Linked DNA regions of Homo sapiens: region 1 is linked to region 2. A link is an interaction called in ENCODE POLR2A ChIA-PET data of the cell type or tissue named here. Cell type or tissue: Caco-2. All regions are shown on one strand. Links, peaks and the distances in the headings refer to the core of each region. The heading gives the core; the rest is flanking DNA. Region 1 overlaps DIAPH3 (diaphanous related formin 3). Region 2 overlaps TDRD3 (tudor domain containing 3).

What was found. ChIA-PET counts read pairs that join two places held together with the same protein. Peaks named below come from ENCODE experiments on the same cell type or tissue, not always from the same donor. Only the 100,000 strongest peaks of a DNase experiment are listed, where the experiment ranks them.
Region 1: POLR2A ChIA-PET joins it to region 2 with 13 read pairs; 2 of 35 experiments call an interaction of 5 or more read pairs at or near these places.

The regions. Positions count from the first base shown.
Region 1 is chr13:59,838,267-59,848,143 of GRCh38, reverse strand. DIAPH3 (diaphanous related formin 3) reads left to right here. Exons shown (of 28, transcript NM_001042517.2): 23 at 8,696-8,820. Among named protein-coding and RNA genes, the nearest start is that of DIAPH3-AS1, 170 kb to the left of the region's middle. In Caco-2, for the core only: no CTCF peak of the experiment used is centred there; DNase peaks (open chromatin) are centred at 1,123, 2,563 and 4,843.
Region 2 is chr13:60,398,417-60,408,293 of GRCh38, reverse strand. All of the region lies in intron 1 of TDRD3 (tudor domain containing 3), which reads right to left. Among named protein-coding and RNA genes, the nearest start is that of TDRD3, 6.1 kb to the right of the region's middle. In Caco-2, for the core only: no CTCF peak of the experiment used is centred there; no DNase peak of the experiment used is centred there; H3K4me3 peaks cover 614 bases.

The DNA of each region.
Region 1 (9,877 bases), core at 732-8,731, 560 kb after region 2:
TAAAATAATCTAGAGGAGGAATAATGTTGGCTTGGATCGGGAAGAGTAGTGAGGGTGGTAAGAAGTATTTGGAAAACGAATGCATTTTGAGGTTAGAACCAGCAAGATGCGCTCTATGGTTAGATGTGTGCGGCATGAAAGAGAAAAGAGTTATAAAAACTAATGATTTACTGCGATGTAGGGGCAAGTCAAGGAGGAAGATAAATTCTAATTGGAAAAGTGAGTTTAAGGTGCCAGCTAAATATTAAGGAAACATGTCCAAATAGGCCATTGGAGTTCAGGGGAAGGATCTAGGCTTGAGAAAAAATTTGGACTTTTTTGAAGTCCAGCTAATACACAATCTTGGAATTGTGAGGCTGACCTGGTCTCCAATAGCAGCAAGTGAAAACTAGTCTTACTTGAAAGTCAGTCAGTCTGTGCTTAACATTTCCCCTGTGACAAAGTAAAAAGCAGTAAAATTGCCCTCCCATGTACATGTACACAGAACCATTATACTAAGGGAACATTTTGAATATTGTTATTAAACATTTCTGTTATGCACCTCTTATGTAATATTTATACCATGGTTTTGAACATCTTATCTAAGGGAATTCTGAAATCTTATAGGTAAACATGATTTCCTTTGAGATGGGCTTCTCCCACTAATACACTTTCTCTTCTAAAAGGCTGCCGCCTTTAATACCCTCTTTGTACTTGTAAAGGACAGGGCTGGCTCTTTCTTTCAGGGGATGAAATAGCTCAACAGAATTGACTGGGGGCCTTTAATTGGTTGTATTCATTTCCTCTACTTGCCTTCTCCCTTTCTTCTTTCCATGTTCCATAGCAGATGAAGGCATTTCTCTTGCAGTATTATGTAAAAACAACAAAAATTAAACCATCATTGCATACAGTATAGTAAATTAATTAAGGAATGCAAATTCCATTTGTTATTACCTGGGGTTCCATCAAGAATCAGAACAATGGGAAGAAAGAAGATCTGAGTCAGGTAAGTCAAGGAAGGTACAACTACTTGATGAGGATGACTGGCTGTTCACTTAGCATTGCTCCTTTGTCTTTCTTTTTTTTGAGACAAGATCTCCCTCTGTCGCCCAGGTTGGAGTGCAGTGATGCAATCATTGCTTACTGTAACTTCAAATTCCTGGGCTCAAGCTATCTTCCTGCCTCAGCCTCCTGGGTAACTAGGAGTATAGGCAGGCACCACTACCCCTGGCTAATCTTTTTAAAAAAATTTATAGAGATGGGGTTTCACTGTGTTGCCCAGTCTGGTCTCAAACCCCTGGCCTCAAGTGATCCTCTCACCTCAGCCTCCCAAAGTGCTGAGATTACAGGAGTGAACCACTGCACCCGGCAGCACAGTTTCTTTCAATTTATCTTTGCCTGTTACGAACTAAGCTACAATTTATTTTTACTTTGATTTTTTTTCAGTATTGTTTTAGTTTTGTATCTTTTTGTCATGTAATGGATTTTATAATGGTATTCTAGAATTTAGGTTTTGTTGTAGACCTACTTAATAGTCAAGATTTTTTTTTATACTACTGAGGTTTGTTTTGGACCACCTTGTCCATACAATTTTATTATTTTAACTTGCATTTATAAAATGTTGCTATAGCTTTATAAAATGCTTTTATTATTACAGTTGTCTAGGAAGAAATATATTGCTTGGAGCCTGAAACTAAATAATTTTGCACATGAAACAATTGATTCTATGAGTGTAGGAAGGTTTGATTTAGTTTGCATGTTTAAATTGTCTATGGTAATAAGTTGTTCTTTAAGCTTTCCTTAAAGAAATCAATTTCCCTGGATTGTATCATGATGTGTAAGAGTGAGTGTGGCATTTTTTAGTAAGCTTATTATGAAATAATGACCAACACCTCCAGGAGATATTCATAGAGGATTTTTTTTTTTAATTACAAAGATTATGTAACCTCTCCTTTCTTACTTGAAATCTTAATCTAGTAAATCATAGAGGCCATGGTGTTATAAAAAGCATGTATTCATGACTGCTTTAAACTTAAATATTTATAGTTTCGATTTTAACTTTTACTCTAAAGCTTCTTTAACACCTCTGGTGTATAATTATCATAATAATAAGACACTTGGAGGAAAGCCTGTGTCTTTGATTTTAATGTCTGGGATATTTAATCTGTTATATTTTCCTGTTTCATTTTTAACGCTCTTATCTGGCGAGGTTAAAGTTAAATCCAAAACCCATTCCTTCAGCAAACATTTGGGTATCTGCAATATGTTTTGTAACGAAAATACAAAGATGAATGGTGTCTTATCTTAAGGAATTCCCAGCCATTTGGGAGAGGAAGACAGATAAAAAGATAAATGTAAATAGAGAGTAGTAATTGCAAAGATAGAGATAATTACTAGTTGTGATTGGGAGAAAGGGCACTTTACCTGTGTACTTGCTGTAGTTTTTGATTCCTTGTAAATTATGAATGGTTATGACCCAGGGGTGAAGTGCACAAGGCAGATAGACACACATTATTTCCAGGATCAGGTACAGATTAGATGAAGAGGGATATGGGCAGGGGAACTATAAGCAGTATGTATTTTGGAGATGAATATTTGGCAGGATATGAAGTAGAGCACCCCAGGTTGTAGGTGGGGCTTTGTTTAGGAACTCAGATGTTATGTAACCAGTTTACTGACATGCATTGAACAGGAAAGGGGCAGCTTTACTGATTGTCTGGAAACCCCTATGCACAGTGTGAAAATGACGCTGGAGAAAAACTGTAGGAGACCAGAGATCAGAGAAGACAAAAGGGTTCCCTATGACTTTAAAAGTGTTAAGTCAGCCAGGCGCGGTGGCTCACACCTGTAATTCCAACACTTTGGGAGTCCAAGGCAGGCAGATCATGAGGTCAGGAGTTCAAGACCAGCCTGACTAACATGGTGAAACCCCGTCTCTACTAAAAATACAAAAATAAGCCAGGTGGTGGTTTATGCCTATAATCCTAGCTACTCAGGAGACTGAGGCAGGAGAATTGCTTGAACCCAGGAGGCGGAGTTTGCAGTGAGCCGAGATCACACCAGTGCACTCCAGCCTGGGCAACAGAGTGAGACTCCATCTCAAAAAGAAAAAAAAGGAAAAAGGAAAAAAATGGTGTCTCAAAAAAAAAGAGAAAGAAAAAAAGGTGTTAAGTCAGGAAGGAATTAAGTACTATTTGTCAAGTAAAATGCCTGAGTGTCATGATTGTTTGAATCTGAGAATTGCAAGAGAGGAAAGGGTCAAGACCAGCAGGTTTCTAGCACAAGAAATGGGATTTATGGTCCTTTTGCCTTCTGTGGTATGGAGATTACACATAGGGAGCAGGTTGGAGATAGAGACACATGATGTCTGAAGTGACTGAGAGATGTCATCTGGTGGAATGTTAACTGAGGAAAATGCAAAAGTCAAAATTGTCTAGCTAGCTCTGTTTGATGATGGCTCTGTTTTGTTAGTTTTCTTCCAAAGAATGAACAGGAATACAAAAAATATGATTAATTTCTTGGTGAGAAGATTGAAAGATAAAATTCACACATAGGTCACATACAGAGACACCAGTAAATTAAAAATTCTTTAAGAGTGTACAATTTAATACTCCCTGATATAGTTTTTGTTTTGTTTTGTTTTTTCCTTTTTTTTTTTTTTGGGATGGAGTCTCGCTCCGTCACCCAGGCTGGAGTGCAGTGGCGCGATCTCAGCTCACTGCAAGCTTTGCCTCCCGGGTTCATGCCATTCTCCTGCCTCAACCTCCTGAGTAGGTGGGACTACAGGCGCTCGCCACCACGCCTGGCTAATTTTTTATATTTTTAGTAGAGACGGGGTTTCCCCGTGTTAGCTAGGATGGTCTCGATGTCCTGACCTCGTGATCTGGATATAGTTAAGATTTTTAAGACATAAAATATAGTTCCTGACCTCAAAGAACCTGATACATGTGAAAAATGTGGCTAAAATTATGTTTGAAGATACATACAAGAATTGTCTATAGAAATAGAATAATTGCTGAAAAAATAAAAACACCAAGGGAATTCTTTTTTTTTTTTTTTAAGTTCTGGGATATATGTGTAGGATGTGCAGGTTTGTTACATAGGTAAACGTATGCCATGGTGGTTTGCTGCATCTATAAACCCATTACCTAGGTATTAAGCCTGCCATGCATTAGCTATTTTTCCTGATTCTCTCCCTCCTCCTGCCCGCCACTCATACAGGCTCCACTGTGTGTTGTTCCCCTCCCTGTGTCCATGTGTTCCCATTATTCAGATCCGACTTATAAATACAGCAAGGGAATTCTTAAAATGCTCTTTAGTTTTACCCATCAGATGGCATACATTTTCTTAGCCCAGAATTCTCACGCTGCTTTCTTTCTTCCAAGTGTGTGTTGGTCCTTATTTAAAAACCAAGTGAGAGGTTGGTCAATTACATTTAAATCTGCTTAACCATAATGTGCAAATAATGTGCAAATAATCAGAGACTTCTGGTGAAGCACAAGAAATGGCTTAGTGAGATTTGCATCTGTAGAGTAGCCTCAAGAACCATTTTATTTTTTTGAAGATAGCTTGCTTACTCTTTATGAAATGTCTGTGAGGTAAAAATACGCGGTGAGATCCTTCTCATTTCACTAATGTGGAAATCAAGCCCAGGAGAAATTGCTTCCAATCATAAAGAGCATAGTTCCTGACCCACTGACAACCACAGAATTGGAAAAGTCACAGGCCTTTTATCCAGTGGACTAAGTCCCTCTCCCACCTAGCTGAGAAGCACTCACTCATTGGGGTAGCTCTATCTTCAGTTACCAGTAGCTGGCTTCCTCTGAGGGCAGCCTAGACTTTAGGCACCTCTGAGAATGAGCCAAAAATGTGCTTCTCTTACACCTCCCTACTGGAATTCTGCCCTCTGACCAGACATGTACTTCTATATCCATACGGTACAATGAAAAGTAAATATTTGGTCTTTGCCCCCTGGTTCCTGACACGAAGCTCCTAGAAGTTTTGGAATTTCCTGAGTGACACATATTTTGTATGTTAATGTAGTGACTAAAGACAGGTAGGGGTATAGCTTCAGGATGAAGACTGGTTTCTAGAAGTAGTAAACATACGATTAAAGGGTTAGAACTGTGGGCTTATACCCAATGTATGGGTGCGAGAGGGGCTGAAGATTGAGCTCAATCACAAATGCCAGTGATTTAATCAATAGTGCCTTTGTAATGAGGCTTCAATAAAGACTGAAAGAGGTTGGGGGAGCTTCTGGGTTGGTAACACATGGATGTGCTTGGAGGGTGGAAGTGCTGGAAGGGCAGTGAAACTGTGCACCACCCCCGTCCCACCATTCCTTGTCCTGTACCTCTCTTCCGTTTGGTTGTTCATGGGTTGTGTCCTTCATAATAAAGCTACAATCATAAGTATAGTGCTTTCCTGATTTCTGTGAGTCATTCTAGTGAATTGTGGAACTTCAGGGAAGGGAGTTTTGGGAATCCCCAGATTTATAGCGAGTCAGTCTAGAGTGGTCCTCTAGACTGGCAACTGGCATCTGAAATGAGGGTAGTTTTGTGGGAGTGAGCCCTTCTACCTGTACAGCCTGACACTAAATCTGGGTAGTTAGTATCGGAATTGAAGGATTTTCTCCTTAACTTATGGAGTCTGCACTAACTCCAATTGTAGGACACCCAGTTGGTATTGGAGAATTAGACAATTGATTGGTGTTGGAACAATGTATTTGGTGTCAGAGAAAAAATCAAACAATCTATGTTCCCTCCCAACATTTGCCCTGTGCTTTTTCTCATATGGGAGTCCCTCAGACCTATTGGTCTGTTCTCTAGATCTTTTGCTAATTTGACATGTGTGCATAATAAAATTGGTTGAGCAGACTAAGTATTTTAAGTATGTGGTTTTGTTCAAGGTGAGATACCACTTTAATATATATAGTACTTAAAAATAAATACATATATAAAAAGTTATATATATATAACTGCACACTCACCCGTCCATCCAGAATGCTTAGGCATATATTCCCTGGGTTTAGGCAGGGAATATGGATTGCTTGTGATTGCAATGGGCAAGAATGTACAAGAAACCCCTTATTATGTGAAAATTATATCTGTTTATTTAAATGTTACTGACAGGGGTTATGAAAACAAAATGGTAATTTCTATAATAATTTATATATAACACAGTGGTTAAAAATAAGGTCTGGAATGAAACTGCTTGAATTCAAATTCTAGCTTCACCAATTTTTAATTTGACCTTTTTACTTACCTACTGAGCTCCAGTTTCCTCATCTGTAAAATAGGAATAATAATAATGCCTACTTCATGATGTTCTGGTGAGGATTGCATGAGTTAATTAATAGAAAACACTTAAGACGGTACCTGACATACATAAACACTTACCACATTTTAGATGTTGTTATTACCATTACTATTATTTTTATTGTCACTGCTACTAATATAACAATTACTGCTACCATTATACTACTAATACACTACTTTTTTGAACCTAATTTATAGCACAAAGTAGATGTATGGCTTATAAACATTTCTGAGCATGTATTTACTTAATAAAAGAGACAGGGTCTTGCTCTGTCACTCAGGCTGTGGTGCATTGGTGCCATGACTGGTCACTGTAGCTTCAAACTTCTGGGATCAAGCAATTTTCCCACCTCAGCCTCCATATTAGCTGGGACTACAGGCACATGCCACCATGGCTGGCTAATTTTTTTTTTTTAATTTTTGGAGGCACAGAGTCTTGTTGTTGTCCAGGCTGGTCTTGAACTCCTGGCTTCAAGTTGATCCTCCTACCTCAGCTCCTAAAGTGCTAGGATTACAGATGTGCATCACCATGCCCAGCTTGCTTTTGAACCTTTATTTAGTCAGAAGTTGCAGAGTTTTAGGAAGTATAAAAAGTGACTGAACCACCTGTAAGAGTTCTTGAAAAATGATAGAGGAAATGCTAATGAGACTTTAAGGGAGAGATCAAATAGACTAGGAGAGCAAAAGGAATCTCTTATGTAATGCAGATAGAGAACTTTGAAAGAAGCAAAGAAAAAAGTTGGAAACGGGAAGAGTAAATGAAACACCATTGGCCTAATCAAATAGAATCTTGGTTGTGGATAATTGACAAGCAGACATAAAAATGAAAGAGTATAACATAGGAAATATATGTTACCACTATGAGCAATGCACAGCAAGGTATTGGAATAATTTAAATAGTTAAAAAGGTAAGAATATGTGATTCTTAAATTTGAGACAATGACTCAGATAATAGTGTGTATTATTATAGCATTTAGTGTGTAAATTCAAAGTATCACAGAAAGGGAATACGTGAGAAGGAAAAAAAAAACCTACTGAGAAAATATGCATGAGTGTAAATCCAGACTAGCTTCATCATAGTGGGAGCAAACAGTTAAAGTACCATCACTCTTCAAGCACAAACAAGTATTATATGTGGTTCTCGGAAGAGTTCAATCATTGGACTCCTTAAACGTTGCATCTGAGAATTAGATTGCTAATTTTTTAAAATAAGAAAATACATTTAGGTTTTATTAAAAGCTGTTAATGTCAGAATACCAAATGTTATTTTCTGTACAACCAGGTTAAAAAAACAATAAAACACCATTTCATATTCTTACACATTATTTTTAATGTCTCCTTACTATTTTATTCTTTTGAACCAAGCTAAAATTAAAAAAAAAACAACTCAGTTTCATTTTGTTGGGCATTTAGATTGCTTCCAAGGATATTCCTATCCTTATAGATAAAACTTGAATTGCACCCATTCTTCAGGATTAATTCAAATCCTTCAGGATTAATTCAAATCCTAAGAATGGCAGATTACCTTGAATTACTGTATTCATTCTTTAAACATCATTTTATATAGTTCACATTGAACAAAAACAATAGATTTTTTTTTAACCTAGAATTCATTTGTACCTAAAGCAAATATTTTAAAAGTTGGTTTAGGTCACTCTATCTTCTTTTTGCACTATTAAATCTTTTTCCTGGTGTCATATAAAATTGACTATGAAAAGATTTTCAGAAATGATCCTTAATGTCTGTTCTGCTGGGTGGCTAGTATATTCTCATAGTGACACAGTGCCCTGGTTTACCATTTCTTCTTCATGTGTACCGTGAGAGCCACTTTAAGTCAAAGAAGGAAAAATATTATTAGATAATAAACACAAATTGTGTTCAGGATATCAGCAAAGAAAGCTTGACATTTGTCATTATAAGTAGCCTCTGATACCTTTTCTTTCCCATTGTAGATAAGCTTGGACAATAAAAAACACTTTTCCCCATCTTTCCCATCTACTCACTGTTCCCTGTCAAGAGATGATTTTGAAAAATGTTCAAATTATATTTAAATCAGTCCAATTTTAAAAAATGTTTTCTTTTTGTCTCTGAATAGACTGATGATTTTGTAGTATTTCCAATGGTCAAGAATTCTAATGAAACTTATTTCTGAAGTGTGGTTTATTTGTGTGTGTGAGCATTTCTTAAATTTTGTCTTACGTTTTAAAGACTGTCTTACTGAATTTCTTTTATAACTAGATTTTAAATTGAAAGGTTAAAAGTGAAATTTATTTTTATTTTATAATGAATTTTCTTACATTATTGTGAGTTGTTTTCATGAATGTTTTGTTTCTAGGGTGTCTTACCTTTTATATATTATAATTTTGTCCTTTCCGGGCATTTAATATACTCTCTTTTAGTCTCTGTAGAAACGCTGGAAAAGAATTTGAGGCAGATGGGAAGGCAGCTTCAACAGCTTGAGAAGGAATTGGAAACCTTTCCCCCTCCTGAGGACTTGCATGACAAGTTTGTGACAAAGATGTCCATATCCTTTTGATAGCTAAATAACTTAAGTCACTAGTCAACTAGAGATACAATTTATTTAATATTTTAGATGTCTTTGTGTAACCAGAGATCATTCTGTAGTGCCAAATTACAGAAAGTTTAACCTTTGCCTTCTTGCAGGGAAATTTATCAAAGTGTCTGTCAATCATGAATAATACACAAATGTCTGTCTGTCTGTCTGTTTGTTTATTTATTTATTTATTTATTTTTTGAAACCCAGGCTGGAGTGCGGTGGCATGATCTTGGCTCACTGCAACCTCTGCTTCCCAAGTTCAAGCAATTCTCCTGCCTCAGTCTCTCAAGTAGCTGGGCCTACAGGCACGCACCACCATGCCCAGCTAATTTTTTTGTATTTTTAGTAGAGACAGGGTTTCACCATATTCGCCAGACTGGTATCGACCTCCTGACCTCAAGTGATCTGCCAGCCTCAGCCTCCCAAAGTGCTGGGATTATAGGCGTGAGCCACCACGCCCACCCACAAATGTATGATCATTAATTTCTATTTTTTTCCTTTTTATCAGCTTAGATAATAGTATGTTCTCTCATCTTTTCCCTGTCATATACCTTATTTCCTTCTGATGTACATGATGAATTGAAAGGATATTAAAACTCAGGTTGAGGAAGTTTGACTCTAAACTCATGATGTGATTTAGATACCTTTGAAATGTCTGAGGAAGCAGATACAAGACTTCATAAACGTGTTTAACTAGTCAGCTTAACTTCAAGAATTGGCATATATTATAAATTAGTTTGTGCTCCATAAAATTTAATATTTCCTTTAGAAATACTAGATGGTTATAAAATCAAAATGGAGTTTATTATAGTCACTACTTGTATTGATATTTTCCTAACCCAAATAAATCGGTATGTATGTGTGTATATACATACACACACACACACACACACATATATAATTAATAGCATGAGGCTTGTGTCCTGTTTAAGGTTTCTTTTGTATTCAATTATCTTTATTATCACTAACTTTGTAGCTTAATCTCTAATGAGTAACTGAAGTAATAAACTTTTATTTCCTGAAA
Region 2 (9,877 bases), core at 1,804-9,803:
CTGCTGATAAAGACATACCTGGGACTGGGAAGAAAAAGAGGTTTAATTGGACTTACAGTTCCACATGGCTGGGGAGGCCTCAGAATCATGGCGGGAGGTGAAAGGCACTTTTTACATGGCATTGGCAAGAGAAAATGAGGAAGAAACAAAAGTGGAAACCCCTGATAAACCCATCAGACCTCCTGAGACTTATTTGGGCTTACAGTTCCACACGGGTGGGGAGGCCTCAGAATCATGGCGGGACGTGAAAGGCACTTCTTACATGGCGGCGGCAAGAGAAAATGAGGAAGAAACAAAAGCGGAAACCCCTGAAAAACCCATCAGATCTCACGAGACGTATTCACTATCACAAGAATAGCATGGGAAAGACCGACCCCCATGATTCAATTACCTCCCGCTGGGTCCCTCCCACAACACATGGGAATTCTGGGAGAAACAATTCAAGTTGAGATTTGGGTCGGAACACAGCCACACCATATCACTGAAGTGCTAAGCTGTAAGCAATTCTGAAATATCAAAAAGAAAAGAATTTGTTGCTATCTCATAAAACATCAAATGTGAAAGAAATAGTTCTGAAAACAGTTTCTACTAATATTACCTTGAAACAGAACATTTCAAAGACCCTAAAGAGACAGCTGGTTGTCTCGGGCAAAGAAATGTTATCAACATATTTCAAACTTTTCTTCTAACTAAATACAAACATATACCTTTAAGTGTATTATCTTCATTATCACTAGTTATATCTCTTAACAGTTGAATTCTATAAACAAGGTAGAAAATATCAACAAATAGAGAAAGCTTTCTATAACAGGCTATTTCCTGCATTTCTGAGGAGATCACATTTTTCATAACATTTTGTTTAAATTTCACAACATTCATTTCAGAAATAACAATTTTCTACTCTACAAAAAGCTTGAAGAAGTTTCATGTCCCTTGAGGACACAAAAGCAAAATGATGAATGATACCAAGACCAACTAAGATGAGAGTAACATTCATTCCACAAGTATTTAAGTGTCTACTGTGCACCTTACATCGTGCTAAATGCTTGGAATACTACAAAAATATGAAGACTTGATCTTTCCCTTACAGAAGCTTACAAAGTCATAAGGCATCAATCAAACTATCAATGTTATGGACACCTAAACTTAACATATGTCCCTATTTCTCTCTCAAAACAAAGCTTGAACTGAGTCAATTCCAAATTCATTATAAAATACTGGCTTAATTTATTTAGCAAGTTTTTCCATCAATACTTACATTTATTATTTCACATTAGGTATTTTACAAAATCCACCTTTATTAATTTTTAAACTCTTCATGGTCCCACTTAGAAATTTAATAAAATAAAATTTTGTTTTCTTAACATCTTCATGTAATATCCATGACAGACTGCCTTCTGAAAAGCTGCAGCTAAATTTTATTTGTATTTTATATATTTAGAGGAATTTGGGGAAAGATTGTGGGGAATTTTTTAAAAGACTTTCAGATATCTAAATTTATAAAGAGTGTTTTAAAAGGTGCTCTGAGTCTCCAATATCAGCAAGTCAATAAACTAACAGTGACCATATCAAATAGTCTTATCAAAGAACTCCAAAAGATATGTCCATTTTCTGTTCTTAGAAAACTCAATGACTTTATAATGCATTCTAAAGCTTTTTCCCCTAACTAGCAGGTCCTTAAAGGCTAATTCTCCTCTAAAAATGCTAAAATTTCTCAGTACTTGAACCTAGCCTCTTACTCAAAGCTTGGTTCTTACATCAGTACTGTCCAACAAATATAATGTCCACATATGTAATTTTAAATTGTCTTGTAGCCATATTTTAAAAAGTAAAAACAGGTGAAATTAATTTAATAATTATTTTAACAAAATATATTTTAAAGTATGATCAATATAAAAATTACTGAGATCCTTACACTCATTTTTAGTACTGTCTTCCAAATTCAGTGCGTATTTTACATTTATAGCACATCTGAATTTAGACTAGACATATTTCAAGTGATCAGTAGCCATATTTGTCTAATGTCCACCATACCGGACAGCTGCAGCCTTAGATGATCTTATCCATGCACCATTTCAATCACCACCTATACTGGAATGACTCCAAATTTATCTCTAGCCCAGTCTTCTCTTCTGAGTGCAAGATTGGTATTTCCTAATGCCTAACATCTTATTTTAGATGACTTAAAGGGACCTCACACTCAAGTAATGACCAACTTAACTCATGACCCAACCCCCAAAAATGCGACCGTCTTCTAACAGTCCCTAACTGAATTGTAATTGATTTGAGGATACAAGTCCAAAACCTAGAAATCAAGCCTTTAACAACTCCTGTGTCACATTCATGTCCAATCTGTCAAAAAGTCCTGTCCATTTACCTTCCAAATATCTGTCAAGTCGATCTGCTGCTCTCTATCTCAACCATCACCATCTATTTCATAGTCCTGCCCAGCTCCATTTTCTTCAGTCCAAGGATACTTCAAAACCATGATGTTATTCCCACCATAACCCTCACATCATGATTAAAACTATTCAACTGATTCCTATTGCCTTCAAAATAAAAATAAATCCTAACATGGCCAACAAGGTCCAAGCTATGTGACCTGTCCCTAGGTAGCTCCTAATTCCATCTCACTACACTGTCCCTCTGTCTTGCCCTCTAGCCACCCAGGTCCTTCAGATGTTTGTATTCACCATGCTCCCTAGTGCCCTATGACTTTTGCAGATGCTGTGCTCCCCTCACTTAGTCAGTTACCACTCATTCTCCAGATCTCAGGATAGCATTCTCTGACCACCATGAAAACACGAACTCCCCTTTAGTAATTCTGCTATTCTCTGACCACCATGAAAAGGCTAATTCCCCCTTAGTACATGCATTTGGAATGATGTCTCTTCTCCTCTCTAGTATTCTTTATAGATGCAGTATGTTTGAATATGTAATTAATGGGTTTTTTTTCTATAAGACTATATCTGACTATACTAAGAAAGTGCCTGCCACAATATGCTGTTTAAGAATTATTTGTTGAGGCTGGACACTGTGGCTCACATCTGTAATCCCAGGACTCTGGGAGGCCGGGACAGGTAGATCACTTGAGGTCAGGAGTTCAAGACCAGCCTGGCCAACATGGTGAAACCCTGTCTCTAATAGTCCTTTTTCATGCTGCTGATAAAGACATACCTGAGACCGGGCAATTTACAAAAGAAAGACATTTATTGGACTTAACAGTTCCACATGGCTGGGGAGGCCTCACAATCATGGCAGATGGCAAAGAGGGACAAGCCACATCTTATGTGAATGGCAGCAGGCAAAAAGAGAGCTTGTGCAGGGCACCTCCCATTTTTAAAACCATCAGATCTTGTGAGACCCATTCACTATCACGAGAACAGCATGGGAAAGACCCATCCCCATAATTCAATCATCTCCCACCAGGTCCTTCCCACAACATGTGGGGATTATGGGAGCTACAAGATGAGATCTGGGTGAGGACGCAGAACCAAACCATATCAACTAAGAATACAAAAATTAGCTGGGTGTGGTGGTGGGCACCTGTAATCCCAGCTACTCAGGAGGCTGAGGCAGAAGAATCTCTTGAACCTGGGAGGTGGAGGTTACAGTGAGCCAAGATCATGCCACTGCACTCCAGCCTGGGCAACAGAGTGAGACTCTGTCTCAAAAAGCAAACAGGGCCGGGCGCGGTGGCTCACGCCTGTAATCCCAGCACTTTGGGAGGCCGAGGCGGGCGGATCACGAGGTCAGGAGATCGAGACCATCCCGGCTAAAACGGTGAAACCCCGTCTCTACTAAAAATACAAAAAATTAGCCGGGCGTAGTGGCGGGCGCCTGTAGTCCCAGCTACTTGGGAGGCTGAGGCAGGAGAATGGCGTGAACCCGGGAGGCGGAGCTTGCAGTGAGCCGAGATCCCGCCACTGCACTCCAGCCTGGGTGACAGAGCGAGACTCCGTCTCAAAAAAAAAAAAAAAAAGCAAACAAACCAACAACAACAACAAAAACGAATTATTTGTTGAATGAGTGCATTGATGAATGTGCCTTGTTTTTTCCTTAGCCAAATATCAGAAGACACAATATTTAAAGAAAACATATACAGTGCCTTGTTTTTTCCTTAGCCAAAGAGCACAAGACATGATATTTAAAGAAGACATATACAAAAACCTTGCTTATACATCATCAGTACTGGAAAGGCTTCCAACCTTCCCAAGTCTGGGTTAACTGCTCTCAGATGTGTTTCAACAAAATCTTGCAAGTAAAATAACAGTGTATATCATGTTTAAATTCTGCCTGTCTTGTACATCATAGCTCAGCAACACAGTGCTTTGTGTACAGGAGGTATAAATATTTACTAAATGTATTTCAGTGCACATATTATTGTATAGAGTTACATATTTCTCTGTATATGCCTTACTTATTATTGTAAAGATATTATAATTCAAGAGCACTATACTGCTATTTGTCTCTACTTTTAAGGCCATAAAATTGTACTACATGTGAAAAGTACATACACACACTCACATCCATCCAATAGAGATGTGAATCCTATTGGAGTTCCAGTGCTATGGTACATATAGGCTCTCTGTCTATGCAGTTCTTTCCTCCTTTTGTCCATCACCAACCTGTTTCTTTTCTGCTATCAGTGTCTTTGATTTCACACCCTTCTTAATACTTTACATTATTACCATACATTTTTGCCCCATCTTGTTTGCTTTTCTTTGCTGTGCTATGACTTCACAAGTGTTTCTCAAATTTTTACATGAAAATTTCTGGGCATTCAGTATTCTTCTTCCAAAATTTATCTGGCAATACTGTTCTTCGGCTACTTCTATATCCTAGACCTTTCAGAAAGAATGAATTTCTAGACTGATGGCACTTAACTGAAACATGATAAGTCAAAATGCCAATATTCTTTTGTCAAAAGGAGAAAACATAAGCCAAAAAAGTTGATATAGTCATATTTTTATGGTTCTTAAAATGTTACTATGCAATTTTAGTTGATTTAGCAAATGCTGCTGTATGAAAGGAGAAAATTATTTTCAACCTGCTGAGGTAGCAAGTTTCTTTTTATACCCCCTTTATGCTTAAGGCAGTCAAGTCTACAGGCAGTTGAAACTAGATTTATAGGTTAGTCACCAGAAAAAAAAAAAAAATCACTGCAAACAGCACCTTGAAACCTGAACACTTGCACAGTTTAACAAAACATCCAGTCATTTTTCGCAGTTTACAGTATCAGCAGAAGCTGTAAAGCAATATGTAACATATTTTGAGACAGAAAGTCGGCAAGGCTTATTACCTTTGAACATTTTCATTTCACAAACAATATAAGCCAAAGAGATAGTTACAAATGTTCATTAAAGAAATAGAAAATATTTCAAAATAGAAGGATGTCTCCAATAAGCTCCACTAAAATCTGATTAAAAAGCAATTGGCTAGCCAGGCGTGGTGGCGCATGCCTGTAATCCTACCTACTTGGGAGGCTGAGGCAGGAGAACCTGGGAGGTGGAGGTTGCGACGAACCAAGATCGCGCCATTGCACTCTAGCCTGGGCAACAAGAGTGAAACTCCGTCTCAAAAAAAAAAAAAAAAAAAAAAAGCAATTGGTTTCCTCTAATGTTCTTCAGCATCTAAAAAAGTGTTTTAATGATTCGAATCCTTTCCAAAAGAGTATACCAAGCTATTTATATCTGCCTGTCTTGTACATGTGACTTACTTTAAAGGCCATGAAGCATGGTAATTAAAGGTATATCATAATTCTAGATTTTAAAAACCCTGCACTTAATATTAAACCTTATAAAGAACTACCAATATTCTCTACAAATATTTACCTATTTCTAAGAGATGTACTGGAATGGTGAGGGAGCAAAACTTCTAATACCCTCTTATTATATGCATAAACTCATATTTTATGTCTATTACCACTAGTATAAGAAGGTATAATTACATTACTGCTACTGCAGAGGTTGTACTGATGCTGCTACACAATGTTTCTCATCTGAAGAGTGAGATCATTCACCAGCAATCTCCTGGAAAAAAGGTGTGTCTCTAAGAAAACTAGAACCAAACAAACAAAGGCACAGCAGTGGCTGCAGGCTGGGTATCTGAATTTCTTAGTCATGATCATTAATGTGTTTGAGAAGAAGCCTCTATGTAATGGAATGTGAAAAGAAGCCCTTCATCTGTGGACAGGTCAAAAACTAGGAATTAGAAATTCCAGCAAAATATCCTGAAGTTGTTCCACATCTTTGTAGTAGCTATCTTCAAAGTAATGTGGAATAGAGTGGGCCCTTGAATACAAGAGTGCAATAATCACTTTATAACCTATACTGTCATTATGCTTCTTATTTTTTTCTATTTATCCCATGGTTGTTTTCCAGTTCTACATTTTGACAAAGACCTTAATAAGCTGTAGGCTTTCTTAGTTGTTCAAAGGTGAAATGAAGGGAAAGGAGTTATGTATGCACTTGGGCCAGAGGATGTTAGCATGGTGATAGCACCAATAATCAAATGGAGATAACCCCAAAGGGGAAAGTGAAATTCAAGAGGTAAGAAGGAGACCTTTGTTTATCCTCTCCATCCCATCTCTGCCCTCAAAACAAACAAACAAAACAAAACCTGGAGTACTCCATGGCTAACACCTGGGTGTTAGAAAACTGGGCTTCCTAAGACTACATGTTCTTTCAGAACAAAATGGAAATGCTATTTCATATGCTACCTTAAAGGGTCTTCAACTCAAACTACTGGGTAAAAGAAGCAAAGACACACAATACAGTGTCCCACTTTTTCAGATACAGTCATCCCTCAGTATCCATAAGGGATTGGTCCCAGGGCCCCTACAGATAACAAAGTCTACTGATGCTCAAGTCCCTGACACAAAATAGTGTAGTGTAGTATTTGCATATAACCTACACACATCCTCCTGCATACCTGAAATCATCTCTAGACTACTTAAAATACCTAATACAGTGTAAATGCTATGTAAAATTATATTTTATTTTTTATTCATATTATTTTTGTTGTTGTATTGTTATTTTTATTTTTTTTTATTTTTCCAAATATTTTAGATCTGTGACTGGTTGAATCCAAGGGTGCAGAACCCACAGATATGGAGGGCCAACTGTATTCTTAAACCTTAAAAAATACAGAATTTACCAGATTTTCAGATAAGCCTAGTACACAATTAGTTGATTCACTGCAAGGCAAAGATTTATTTGATTCTAATAGGATCACCCCTCAGAATAAGCCCTTTATCTTTCCTGGACTAGGAAAGTAAATTTACACACCACAAAATGCTTCAACCCAATTTTCAATTTTTAAATGTGTCACTTTTGATCAATAATTTAAATTAGATGCGGTCACTTCTGTTAATTTTTGGTGGAAATGAGTACTGAATCTTTATTCTAGACATCTGGGCTCTATTCTTGGTTCTGCCATTTATAACTCTGAGCAAATTATTGAAACTCTCTGTGCTTCAGTTTCTTCATATGCACAGAGAGAGAGTTAAGCTATGCAACATTAATTCCATGGAAGACACTTTTTTTTTTTTTTTTGAGACACAGTCTCGCTCTGTCGCCCAGGATGGAGTGCAATGGTGCAATCTCGACTCACTGCAACCTCCGCCTCCTGGGTTCAAGCGATTCTCCTGCCTCAGCCTCACCAGGTAGCTGGGATTACAGGGGCCTGCCACCACGCCTGGCTAATTTTTTTGTATTTTTAGTAGAGACGGGGTTTCACCATTTTTGCCAGGCTGGTCTCCAACTCCTGACCACCCGCCTTAGCCTCCCAAAGTGCTGGGATTACAGGCATGAGCCACCACTGCGCCCAGCCAGAAGATACATTTTCAAAAACAAAAACACAACTGATTAGGTACCCCGTGACAGGTTTCTGTTAAAAACAAACAAACAAAGGAGGAGATGGAAGAGAAAAATTCAAAATGTCCAGAGATCAACATTTTGAATCTTTCTCCTGTGAGTAGAATTTTATATTTCCACTCACAGTGATCAGGGATATCATCCTAAAGGAGAATGAACCTCTGAAGAGAGAAAACAAAAATGCAGAGTGAGTAAAATTGTTATCTAGATAAATTCAGAGTCAAATTTCTTCTCCCCGTGAAGTTATTCCATGCATATAATTAAGCTTTACAAGGTACCATTTAGTGCATTATTTAAACATTATCACTACTCTGTAGAAAGCCCTGGAACATTCAAGTTCAAATCAGCAAAATCTAATAGTTTGTGTGCTACTGGCCATTGAAGAACAAAAATTATTTTAAGTCCGCCAGGTAGCTACTTTTGAAGTTATATTTTAAAATACTGATTTTTATAGGGGTTCTAATGAAGATTAAAACCTTAAGAAGGAAAAAAACTGCGCTTAAAAATAATGTAAACTTGAACAGATTGGTCTACATAGATCTTCTGTACCCCCCTGAAGATCACATTTTCAGAATTGTAAACTTTTCAGCACTAAATATTTCCCTAATCTGCTATTTTAGGTGAAGCCTATAGAACAGATTTAACAATAGTGTGTCCATGTTTTAGCATCTACTTCTTTTTAGCTTCTACAAGTAACTAAGTACATAGATTTGAATACTAAGAAAAATGGTTTGTCAGTGACAGTTAACAGAGAACCCCAAGTGTAAGAGCAAACTCAGGATATAAGAACTAAAATGAGTTGGTGAAAGCCCTTCAGTCAGAAATTTTCCCTCCAGTGCTCTTTTCTGCCTTTAAACCTTTGTGATTCTAAATTTTAACATAGTAAGTCCCCAATTAAAGACCTAGTAGAAGCCACCTGAAAGCCTAGGAGATCCTCATGCCTAGTCTGTTCGAGACCTAGCAGGAATTACATGAAACTCACAATTCCTAGAAAGATAGTGTTTTTAGCCCCGCAGATTACTACTGCCTTTATGAGTCACTGCCATACAGAAGCAGCACAGACAGGTGGGAGAAACATAAACAGTTAAGTTGCAATATAAAGTAGCAAATGCTACAATATAACATTGCTGAAGATTTATAACAATATAACGAAGCAGGGTGGGACTCTACCTAAGCTTCTGCAGAGGCCCTGCCCAGAGAATTCTGACTGGCAGGGGCATTCCAAGGTCAACTGTATTAGACTTTACAGAGAACCTACAATCTGGTGCATTTCTTGACAATCCAGATAAGGAGAAAAATAAGACTCACTTCCCTGCCCTGGAAAAGCATAAGAGGCCAGAGAAAACAAAGTCAACACGTGTTCGGGACCTAAAAAATGAGACTAATCTTTCCAAAGGAGGGGGGGTCATGTTGGAAAGCAGTAAAATACTGAGTTTGTAAATGAAAATATTACTAGTGTGAAGGATCAACGCTCAACCTAATGAGAAATGGGGAGAAAGGCAAATGAAAGAGGGATCCAAGATTATTCAGGACACCCTTGTGGGTAAAAAAACTGAAAGAAGAGATTCCTATTGAACAGAAACAAAACTGAAGACAGTGTTTTTAACTCTACAATCTTTTACGCCCATGCTGTTCTGCGAAAAAACTGTAACAACAATAACGCATAAGCGTTAAAGGAACCAGGCCCAGAGCCAGGCCCTCTGTGCTCAACATTCAACTCCACCACTTTCTAGCTATGTCATTTTGGGAAAGTTACTTAACAGCTCTTTGCCTCAGTCTCCTCACCTGTAAAATGGGGTGTATAATAACACAAGTGCCTTTAAAATCAGGAGGGGCTTCTTCAAAGCACAGTTGTGATTATATCCCTCTACTGATCAAAAACTTTATTCACAAAATCAAATCCACATCTTTCACGAACCATATAGATCTTGTGTAGGTTCTGCAAAACAATAAGCGCTTCCCTGTGTCATCTCCAGCAGCTCTGTGCTAGAAAGCCTTTT